Linked DNA regions of Homo sapiens: region 1 is linked to region 2. Evidence: chromatin contacts called from ENCODE Hi-C data. All regions are on one chromosome and are shown on one strand. Each heading gives the region's core, a stretch centred on a gene start or an enhancer-like site at or near the end of the contact. The rest is flanking DNA. Distances are from core to core; before and after follow the strand shown. Region 1 overlaps LIN7A (lin-7 cell polarity scaffold A). Region 2 holds the start of MYF5 (myogenic factor 5).

Region 1 (5,862 bases), core at 1,190-3,689, 120 kb after region 2:
ACCATAAGAACTTGAATTTGAATGAGTCCCTTTTGAAATGTTGAAAATATCAATTCACAATAAAGTAAAAGTTTGTAATTTTCATTAAATATGATGACAGAAAAAAAGGGAAAATTGCTCTTAAGTTGTTATCATATGCAATATCCTAGTCAAGTGATTTAAGGATATAGAAAGAAAATTTCAATACAAAAAATAATAATAAGCTAACAGAAAAAAAAAGTAGAATACATTTCATTTCATAATGAACAGCCTCAGGATGTATTAGAGACTCTTGGCATATCATCAGATTTCAGAATTGATTTCAGATTCCTAATGCACTTAGAGTAAAATGAAAACTTTTGGGTATCAACCTTAAAACTCCATTGGTTGGCTCCCAATCAGTTCTTCAGCCTCATCTTATCCCACTATGTATACTTTAGTCACTTTGTTCTTTCAGCTGCTCCTACATGGCAAATCATGGACTTCCTTATCTCAAGACCTTCACACAAGCTCTTTCTTATGATAACAGACTCTTCTCCTTAATCTCAGTTTAAATGTCACCCTTCAAAGAGGCCATTTCTAACACTATTAAAACTAGCTCCTGGCATGGTGGCTCAACATCTGTAATCCCAGCACTTTGGAAGGCCAAGGCTGGTGGATTGCTCGAGCTCAGGAGTTTGAGACCAGTTTGGGCAACATAGTGAAAGCCTGTTTCTATCAAAAATACAAAAACTAGCCGGCATGGTGGCATGTGCCTGTGGTCCCAGCCACTCAGGAGGCTGAGGTGGGAGGATTGCTTAGTCTGGGAGGCAGAGTTTGCAGTGAGCCAAGATCACGCCACTGCACTCCAGCCTGGGCCACAGAATGAGACCCTGTCTCAAAAAATAAATAAATAAATATGTATATATATATATTTTAAAAGTAGCTTCTCTTGTTCCATTACATGGCTCCTTGTTTTCTTCTTTCCCCTCTGTAACACTTATCACAGTGTTTAATTATGAGGCCATGTTATATTCTGAAGTATTAATTCGTGTTCTTTGTGAATTTTCCCTCCCATTCTGCTTCCTTCAGCCCACACCTTAGGAGTAAAAAAGGACTGAAAAATATCTGAAGGTCTTTGCTGTGCAGCAGAATGTTTTGGCTGCATGTTTTCACGTACATTTTTTTTTTTTTTCTCATCAAAGACCAGGCAAGATGGGGGGCGGGGAAAGAAGGAAGAGGAGTCTGAATGGCTTTATTGATTGGATAGGCAGAAGCAGAAGGAGAAAAGTCTGAAAGTGAAAAGGGAAGAAAGAACTTGCATTGTCAGAACTAGGAGTAGAGTGGAAAATATTCAGTGTGTGCTGTTTTGAGACTAGAAAACCAACGTGCCCATGCTCTGTGGACAACTGGTTCCATTCCATAGCCCTATACACTTGTAAGCACTCTAGATTTATGATATTTACACATTGTAGAGGACTGGATAATTTCTCAAAGATATTAATATCAGGTCCTATTCCCCAGAACCTGTAAATATTACCTTTTATAGAAAAAAAGGTCTTTTCAGATACAATTAGGTTAAGGATCTTGAAATGAGGCGATTACCCTGCATTATCTCAGTGGGCCCTAAGAACTCACAAGTATCCTTATAGAGGGAGGTGGGAGATTTGGCGCAGAGAAGAAGGTAATAACGTTACCATGGAGATAGAGATTGGAATGAGGTGGCCACAAATCAAAGAATGCTGCAGTCACCAGAAGCTGAAGGGAGCAAGGAACAGATTCCCCAATAGCACCTCTAGAGGGAGCACAGCCCTGTTGATGCCTTGGTTTGGAGCTAGTGAAACTGATTTGGGATTTTTGGCTTCCAGGGCTGTGAGATAATACATTTCTGTTGTTTAAAAACCACCGTGTGTGGTAATTTGTTATAGCAGCCATAGGAAACTAATATACACATAACGGAGTTAAAAAATCCTGTTACTGTGACCAGTGTGAACCTGAACAAAATCACTGGGAGCATTTCCCTTAGGCTGGGATAACTGATGGATATGTTACATTTATATGTATGTATTTATCATCATCATCATCCTCATCATCATCATCATCATCATCATCATCATGTTCTTACTTTCTACCAGATTATAACCCTTTTTTTTTGTTTACCACTCCATATCCAGGACTTAGCTCAGTAGCTGGCACATAATAATTTCTCTACAAATAATTGTTGAATGAAAGAAAAGCATTGCTAAAATAACAGCACAAATAGAAGGAAAACACAAACAATAAATGGTAAAAATAACTATGAGAAAGACTGCACCAGTAACTAAACTGAATAGTCAAATACCCATTACCAGCAATCTAAATAGAGATTTAGGTCAGTCTGATCCCATGTGTGGGAATGCTTCCCTCATTTAGAGACTTGCCGTTTAGCACCGACTGACTGTGAGTGTGTTCTGGCACTGACACACTATCAGCACAATCTCTTGTATGCTCAAAGCTCAAGTTGATCTATGAAGGAATGAGAGACCTGGTGCCCATTCTTGCAGGCTGAAATCACCAGGTGGGAATGTAGTTGTTCTAACCTGTGAACTATAGTTACCTGTGCTATTGAGATAGCACGATATTTCCCTGTTCTGCTTTTTAAATTAAAAGATCTCTTATTGTGAGCCAACTCAGAATGAAGGGGGGTAGAATACTGCCTTCTCAGTGTTGCAAAATATACCAGATCATGCTGCATTGTTTGTGCTCTTCTGAAAGTGACTGGGATAAAACAACATAAATGTACTTCTCTTGGCTTCTTCACAAATGTGAGTGAAGTGTCACATGATGTCATGCCGAGAATAAAAATTTTCAGCACTTAGAACTGAAATTTCAGCTTGCACTCCTATTTAATTATAACCTAAACAGTCCCCCACTCAGCTTCTGAGAAAGGTAAAGCATCTGCTAACGACTTCTAGGAATAGAGAGATTGTGAGAATAGCTTTACTTGAGGTCTCTTAGCTGGAATTAAGCTGGGGATCTGTGTGCCAGGCCTATAGGGGAACTGAAGACTGAGCTTCTGTCTTTCCCCTCTTCATGCAAGCATCTGCTCCCCTCTAAGGGCCAAGTGGCTTTAGAGAGTGCTTGTGGACCAGGGCTGTTCAGTTAGCCGGGAATGCAAAGTGCCTGGTGCAAACTGGAATGATGCAGATATGGAACAATTCAAACACATTCAAACCAAACTCTTCACACATCTGCAGTGGTGAATTAGAGTACTGAGCCATTTGAATCAGAGTAAATTCCTTTTCAAAACCTTACTATCTTTAGAAGTGGTTTTTAACTTTTTAAAGGTCAAAGTCTCTTATGAGTAGTTAAGAAAAACAACTGATCTCTCTCCACCAAAAATTTACTTATGCAAACCCATAAAGGCTAAGAAAACTTGATCTTTTCTACATTGTACATGAAAGTACTAATTTATTAATGGCTAAGATATTTATTTACCTTAAATTATGATTAATAAGGCTAGACTGCCTGAGTTAGAATCTCTAGTTCTGCCATTTAGTAGCTATAGGAGATTGGGCAAGTTGCTTGATCTCTCTCTTCCTCAGTTTCTTCATTTGTAAAATGGGACTGATAATAATAACACCTACCACTGAGGATCATTACGGGTAAATAATGAATTCATTATGTAGAGTGCTTACAGCAGTGTCTGGCATTCAACAAATATATAGAGAGCTTTGACTATATACAGGGACTGTTCTAAGAATTGGGATAAGGCAATGAATACAAATTACTGCCATCATTGGAACATGCATTTTATTGTGAAACTTAAATCTTGCAGTGTAGTTCATAGCAATTAAAAAAACTTTTTATGTTTTCTCTTTGTTCCGACACAGATAAATAAGATCTTAATACAGATTTCCCCTCTGGGATGCTGTAGCTTCACAGAGCTCGAATCTACAGTTCTAATTTTTATTTCATCTTCATCCCACACCTGACAGCCATTCTGCATAAGTAATTTGGGCTGTGAGTACTTACTTTCAACTTGATATAGGTATTTATAAAATGTAAAAAAAGCCGATGGCAGGAAAACAATTTATTCTGTCCCATCCCTAAACTTTTATTCACTCATCTGTTATGCTTAAAAATCAATTAGCAATCTGTATACACTGTATAGACAATTTTATTTAGTTTTAACTGTAAAGCTAGGTAAATTCAGCTGCAATTTCCCACCAATGGTGCTCTAAGACAATGTTTGCATTTCAGAAGCAAATGAGGGCTTCTTTTCAGTATGCCATATTTTTTTTAAGTCCTCATGCTTATATTTTATCTTTCTATCCTTTTCTTTCCTGTTCCTCACCTGCCTCTCTCCCATCAGTACCAGTAAAATATCACCTTTTGGACTTTCTTGCTTTATAAAAATAAATAAATAATTATAGATTTAAGAGAAGTTGAAAAGTAATGTACAGGGACATCACATGCATCCTTTACCCAGCTTTCCCCAATATTAACATCTTACAAAATCATATTAAACCAGCGAATTGGAATTGGTACAATTCAGAGAGCTTACTCAGATTTCAGTGGGATTTGTTTTTAACATAACCAGTTATTACATTTGGTAAGCATCAGTTATGATTGCAGTAAAGGTTGAAATCCACTTTCTCACCTGCGTGCACGTGTGCACGTGTGTCTTTGGATGTGAGTTCATGTGTGCTTTTGTGTGTATCCATTGGGTTGTGTGTGTGACAGAGGGACAGAGAGAGAGAGGGAGGAAACACTCCTGGCCCTACTCTTTCATGAGACTGTGTTTCTGAGGAACAAATGAGAGAACATAATGTAAATACTGTTAAAAAAAACTATAAAGTACTAAATAAATAAAACATATTGTGTTAGATTTCTCATCTTTCCATTCAGAAAAAAATGTCTTATGAATAGGGTACACAGAGCATAGGTAGAGCCTACTCATCTGCCTCAGAGTGTAAGGCAGCATGTGTGTGTTGGTCAGGGGAGGGTTATATGGTACTCTCAGCAGAATCCCATTGGAAGACATAGAATCACATAGTCACAGACTTAGAAGGGACTTTGGGGCCAACCATTCCAACTCTGTACATGGTACTCATATTTTGAAATACTCTGATCAGGTGGTCTCCTAATCTCTGATTAAAACTTCAAATGATGAGCAAATTCTGCCTTATGATTTAGTCTTTCTCCATTTAGAGAGCTTTAAGTGTTTAAAAGCTCTTTATTATAATAAGATGACTACCCCATGACTTTTACACACTGGTCTTGGTTCTGCCATCTGGTGCCCCATACAATGGATGATAGCTGAAGACAGTCATCATTCCCCTAAATATTCTCTTCTCCACTATAAACAATTCAAGTCATTCTTTAACATGTTCCTCATATACAAGGTTGCTCTTCTCTGGGTGAGCTTATTTTTCTTTGCAAGGATGGAATGAGCACAATAGGGTGTGAGCTTAAGCCCAGGAGGCAGAGGTTGCAGTGAGCTGAGATCATACCACTGCACTCCAGCCTGGGCGACAGAGTGAGACCATGAGAAAGAAAGAAAGAAAAAAGAAAAGAAAAGAAAAGAAATGAAAAGAAAGAGGGAGGGAAGGAAGGAAGGAAGGAAGGAAGGAAGGAAGGAAGGAAGGAAGGAAGGAAGGAAGGAAGGAAGGAGGGAAAGAAAGTACGAACAGCACCCTCAAGAGCTGGACCAATCTCTTTCTGTGTTCTATACAAGATATTTATATCAGAGCCCCTACAATCACATTATGTTTTGTCCCCCTCCCTCAACTTGCTTTATATTCCTCTTGAAATCAACATTAAAATTCCCTAAAATTTTTTTCCCCAGGCTTTGATATTTAGTTGTTCCTCCCTGATTCTGCATATATGTAGCTAGTTTTTTTGGGCACAGGAGCAGGACTT
Region 2 (6,388 bases), core at 366-2,865:
GGTTTTCAAGGTCTTCACTTTAGAGAGATCGCACCCTGAAAAGGTTGCTACTTCTCTGGCCCCTGAAGATGCTGGATCAATGAACCAGTGTTGCTTTAAGAAAATAATTCTGAAAAAAAAGTACAAAGTACCATTCACTGAAAGAAATAATAATAATAATAGGAAGGAAAACTCCCTCCTCCTCGCAATAACTTCGGAGCCACTATATTTATTGAACTGGGTTACCCTAGATTGAGTTGAGAACACTCCTGCTTCTTTCAACGGGGCCACAAGACCTAGTCCAAAACCCCAAGACTAATTGTGTAGACCTTAAGTAATTGCTTTTCCTAAATATAAACAGCACCTCCCCAACCCAAATAACCTGAAAGTGGATTAAGGTTGGAGGAGGATTGGTAAAAGCTGATTAATAGATTCATTCCCACTTAAATGACAACCCTCCCCTCTTGCCTTCTATCCATCGAAGTTCTAAAGACCCTGCTGTGATTGCTTTTCTGGAAGGCTTTTGTCACTGAAGTGTGTGAAGTTACTCCTGGTTTGAGGAGTTGGAAATTTTACACGAGTCAAGGATTGCAGTGGCGGCAGCTGGGACGCATCTGTAACGGTGTTAGTTTGCCTGAAAGCAGAAAATTAGCAACCCCAAAGCCCAGCTTGGCTGTTTAGTCTGTAGAAATGACAGGGCGGAGCAGAAAGAGAGGGAGAAAGGAGACTCACCCCTGGAAAGGGAGTTTGCCGTCGAAAACTGGGCTTCTTCTGTTGGAAATCTTAGAGACACTTTCAGTGCAGGTCTTTGGCCTGCTCAGGATCTAGGGAAGGCCTGGCACAAAGGAGAAGGTGCTCAACAAATACGTACAGAAGGGGAAAATGAAGGAAGCAAGAACGGGAGGAATGTTCCTGGTCACCTGGCCCTCCTGTGCCCCACCTCCTTTTAGATGAGCAGACATACAGGGAGAACTCAGAGCAAGCCCAGTCATGGGAAAAGGAACCTCCCTCCCTACTCTCAATAAGGTAGAGCCTAGAATAAATGACAATCTGAGCAAAACTTTACTCATCTGAAGCTATACAAAATAGATTTGGAAAGGCAAACCCTGTATTCACTCCAAGATTGAAAATGCCACTTCAAGTTTTTAGTAACCGTTATTCAATCCAATTGCTGGAAAAAGTTTTCGAGATAATTGAAGTTCATGAAAAAGAGAAACAAACACCCCCAAATCAGGTGATTCCTCACGCCCAGGATTGGGAGGGCAGGTCGGCTCTTGGTGCCAGCTGAAAGGGATTTCTATTTATTACCACTATTTTAAAATGTGTGTCCAATTGCAAAAAGTTGGACTGCCTTGGTCACTTTTGTGTGAAACACTCCTTAAGTGATCCCTTGTTTTAGCCTATCTAGAGAGTGCAAATGAGCAGGTTGGGGACCCACTGCCGCCCCAGCAGAAATACAGTAAAACCATTAGCGTCAAAAGGGGCAGTACACAGCAGATTGTCTGTAGAGGAAAGGCGGAGGTTTGTCCAGACAGCCCCCGCGGGGGTTGCGGTGGGATATGCTAATAGTGCCTGGCCACTGGGGCCGGCCTCCCTCCCGAAAGAATATATAAAGAACCCCAACCCCAGCTTGTCTACCCAGGCCAACAGGCGTCTGCCCTTGTTAATTACCGGAGCGACAGACTAGGGAGCTCCGCCCGGGATTTGCCCATCGGCGGAGGCGCCAGGCTCCCGTTTCTCCCCATCCCTCTCGCTGCCGTCCAGGTGCACCGCCTGCCTCTCAGCAGGATGGACGTGATGGATGGCTGCCAGTTCTCACCTTCTGAGTACTTCTACGACGGCTCCTGCATACCGTCCCCCGAGGGTGAATTTGGGGACGAGTTTGTGCCGCGAGTGGCTGCCTTCGGAGCGCACAAAGCAGAGCTGCAGGGCTCAGATGAGGACGAGCACGTGCGAGCGCCTACCGGCCACCACCAGGCTGGTCACTGCCTCATGTGGGCCTGCAAAGCCTGCAAGAGGAAGTCCACCACCATGGATCGGCGGAAGGCAGCCACTATGCGCGAGCGGAGGCGCCTGAAGAAGGTCAACCAGGCTTTCGAAACCCTCAAGAGGTGTACCACGACCAACCCCAACCAGAGGCTGCCCAAGGTGGAGATCCTCAGGAATGCCATCCGCTACATCGAGAGCCTGCAGGAGTTGCTGAGAGAGCAGGTGGAGAACTACTATAGCCTGCCGGGACAGAGCTGCTCGGAGCCCACCAGCCCCACCTCCAACTGCTCTGATGGCATGGTAAGCAATAGATCTGGTACCTGCTAGGCTACCCTAATCTTTTCTAAAGTCCTTACACCTCATTTAACCTGGTGTGGTGGGGAGAGTGGGGTGGAGGCAGATGCTGAGTTGCTTTAAAAGAAGAGAGGGGTCCACATTTAGAAAGACTCCCCAAACCGCTGCTGAACAAGATTTTAGTTTAACTTTCTAGCAGGTTCTAGGTGTACACTGTAATCGAGTGTTGACATGGAAGATGGGTGGCTGTGAATGATCACTCAGATGTTTTCTCCATTCCTGAATTTATTTTCAAAATATGCCATCTGTGGATCATGCCCTACGCTAATATCTAAAGGCACCGTTTCTAACTTAATGAGGAAATGGAAAGAAATACCCACACGGCCCCAGTTCCTGCTCCAATGAGGCCTGGCTGAAAGATGTTGATGCATTCTTTTTAGAGGGCGTTTGCTCCAAGGCTGCCAGGTTTTAATGTGTTTTTGCCCTGGGAAAGTGTTCTTTCCCTGAATTAGTGTGGCTTTCTTCTACTCCAATCCATTTTGCATGGTTAACCCAATGCACATTGCTGCTGAATTCCACCCCCTCTTCCCTTTGCTGCTGCTCTCCTCTTCTTCAAGCACAGAGATTGACCTCAGTGCCCTGGGAATTTGGAGAGGGCTAGCCCTTCCTAAATCAAGGCAGTGAAGGTGATTGACAGTGTTCGGTTACAGAGCTGGTGGGCAAGCACAGCCTCACCTTTGGTCAGAACATCTTTTGCCAAGACCTGAAAACAAACTTTGTTGTGTGTCTTGTATTATAGCCCGAATGTAACAGTCCTGTCTGGTCCAGAAAGAGCAGTACTTTTGACAGCATCTACTGTCCTGATGTATCAAATGGTAAGAATTGATAACTTCACAGGAGTTTAAAGACCAGTTCAACCTAACAATTCAGCCTATAAGATTCTGTTCTTGCTGATAGTATTGGGGAAGGGAGAATGGAAGTGATGGTTCTTATAGGGAGGCTTTGGTAAAGCAAAATAAACACATCTTCTGCTCCAAATCCCCCTAGCAGACACGCACGCACACATGCATACACACATGCACACACAATGTTGCTTGAAATATTATCAGGGGGCTTCCCCACTCCCCACGTCTACCCCTCAGGAATTGCCAGATATTTGTTGCAAATTTCTATGTTAGGCTTTCTGTGACCACCTGACCTCTGGGTGTCAGAGGAGCTGACCTACAATTTAAGGAGCAACATAAGCAAATCTGTCTATCTTGGGCTAATTATTTTTTAATGCTTTTCTCCTTGTATCCTTAGTATATGCCACAGATAAAAACTCCTTATCCAGCTTGGATTGCTTATCCAACATAGTGGACCGGATCACCTCCTCAGAGCAACCTGGGTTGCCTCTCCAGGATCTGGCTTCTCTCTCTCCAGTTGCCAGCACCGATTCACAGCCTGCAACTCCAGGGGCTTCTAGTTCCAGGCTTATCTATCATGTGCTATGAACTAATTTTCTGGTCTATATGACTTCTTCCAGGAGGGCCTAATACACAGGAAGAAGAAGGCTTCAAAAAGTCCCAAACCAAGACAACATGTACATAAAGATTTCTTTTCAGTTGTAAATTTGTAAAGATTACCTTGCCACTTTATAAGAAAGTGTATTTAACTAAAAAGTCATCATTGCAAATAATACTTTCTTCTTCTTTATTATTCTTTGCTTAGATATTAATACATAGTTCCAGTAATACTATTTCTGATAGGGGGCCATTGATTGAGGGTAGCTTGTTGCAATGCTTAACTTATATATACATATATATATATTATAAATATTGCTCATCAAAATGTCTCTGGTGTTTAGAGCTTTATTTTTTTCTTTAAAACATTAAAACAGCTGAGAATCAGTTAAATGGAATTTTAAATATATTTAACTATTTCTTTTCTCTTTAATCCTTTAGTTATATTGTATTAAATAAAAATATAATACTGCCTAATGTATATATTTTGATCTTTTCTTGTAAGAAATGTATCTTTTAAATGTAAGCACAAAATAGTACTTTGTGGATCATTTCAAGATATAAGAAATTTTGGAAATTCCACCATAAATAAAATTTTTTACTACAAGAAATATTTTGGCTCATGATCTTTTAAAATAACACCCCAATGGAATTACTGTTCATTGACATGAAATCTTTACATGTGAGCTGAAAATACTTAAACAGTTGGCTTTTCAGATAAGTCTGAATATTTACCATTCTCATGTACCCAGTTTAGGTCCTGTTGATGTCACAAGTGAAAATGTCATATTTTCATTTTAAATATATTTCAAGTGAACCTGCTAAATGAAACTTTTCCTTTATCTTAGAACTGTACCATATACTATCAAGTCGTTTGTGTGTGAAGGGAAGATAGAGGTTATTCAGGACAGTAACACATGCTTTTTTAAAAAAGACTATACAACATCACATCATTTTAATAACTATAGTACAACAGAAGGCATGAGTTAAATCATATTTACTTTTACTACCTGCCTGAAAATATCTTGATAATATATACTAATATTGTCAATAAAATATTTAAAGGTATTGGGCTGATTTTTTTTATATTGCTAGAGTGCCAACATAAGAAAACTTACACAAATTATACTGAAGTGAGACAGACTTGAGTTTTCTTCCTTCTTTTTACAGCCTTTTAAACTTTATTGTATTAATCATATCATGTATGCGTGTGTGTGCATGTGTGTATGTAAAACAGACTTGTCTCATATTCATCACCCTAAATCTCCTCTAGAAAGAACTGATATGAAAAAATTGAACAATTAAGTGGAAAATTAGGTTGAGACAATGATTGGGATAATTATCACAAGTTTACCATTGAGAGAGATTTTAAAAAGAGATTCTTAAAGTATCTAAAGTAGCTATTCACAGAGAACAAATATTGATAATTGTTTAATCCTCTTATATGTACATTGATTTAAAATTCCTAAGGATTTGTGGTTACATACATTAATTTAAAAAAAGCATACAGACTCTTTACTAGAGCTTGGCAATGCTACTGTTCTCAGGAAGGTTTCTCTTTCTCTCTGGTGTGATTTGCTCATGCTTATGCAGTCATGAAGCTTAAAGGAATGGGAATCATTCCATAAGGGAGGTATAAGGGCTGAGTTAAAAAATATGATGGCCACTGTCACTCTGTTAGCATCATGGCCTGACAGGGAACGCTGACTTTTAGCACACAGATATAAGTCTTTACTCATGATTTCAGAGTGTGAGGATTTTACATGAAAAGAATTCAAGAGGGCATGATAGAGATTTGTGTATATGTCCAACATAAGTCTGGGTTATCCACTTTTGTTAGAAACTGTGCTAGGTACATTTTCTCCTTTTGATACTTCTATGGAGACATTGGAGATTTGTTTTTAATAGGATCAGACAGGAAAAAAATTCAAATATTGGTTTAGTTTTTTAAACTTCAATTTTTAAACACATTACCATATTTTGTTTCATTTAATATAATTAAGCAGAAAATATGAAATTTTTGGTTCAAATGAATGAAAATTAAACTTTTTCAAATCAAATCTCAATTGCTTTATAACTTTGCAAGCATACCTAATATTCTCAATGAATATGATAATGATAATTTGAAGTAGTTAGAGCCTTTTCAGTGGTCTGGATATAATACAAGGGGTGGTTAATGTACAATTTAAAACAATATTCTCCATGCCATGTTGCTCAATTAATCTCATTTTCAATGTACTAACATTGAAGGCTGATGTCTGCTCAGCACAACACAGCATTTGCAGTCATACATACTTCTTTTTAGACAAGGGAACTTTGGAAATTGGTTTTCCAGTGGTTCAGATCCAGAAAGGTCTTATTTTCTTTTAAAAAGCAGGGAAAAAAAAGAAATGGAACTCACAAAAAGATCGAAGTAAGGATGGGATTTTGTCATCTATAAATCTCCTGCAGTGAACACTTGGGTTTCTGAGTTTGTATTAGCCCACTTCACCTCAGCTGGTGGAAAACATGCAGCAAACCAACAGTCAGATTTCTAAGAGCAACTAGGACAATATTCCCTTCCCCGTCTGCAAGCGTGATGGGGAAGAGGTTTTCAGGAAGTGAGAGTCAAAAGAGCCTCCTTT

The links. Hi-C counts contacts between places; a loop is a spot of excess contacts on that map.
Region 1: a map with no recorded cell type shows a loop between it and region 2 (1.9-fold over the local background). The contact joins the enhancer-like site here to the promoter of MYF5 in region 2. A Hi-C loop is called at or near these places in 3 of 37 single-sample maps with no recorded cell type.

What each region holds. Positions count from the first base shown.
Region 1 is chr12:80,835,797-80,841,658 of GRCh38, forward strand. The region is part of intron 4 of LIN7A (lin-7 cell polarity scaffold A); the gene reads right to left. Among named protein-coding and RNA genes, the nearest start is that of MIR617, 6.1 kb to the left of the region's middle. Within about 2 kb of position 2,440, at least 2 of the 41 ENCODE cell types and tissues checked have a DNase peak (open chromatin) inside an H3K27ac peak, as active enhancers do.
Region 2 is chr12:80,715,297-80,721,684 of GRCh38, forward strand. It overlaps MYF5 (myogenic factor 5), which reads left to right and starts at 1,616. Exons shown (of 3, transcript NM_005593.3): 1 at 1,616-2,268; 2 at 3,062-3,137; 3 at 3,565-4,375. The coding sequence starts at 1,768. The coding sequence ends at 3,755.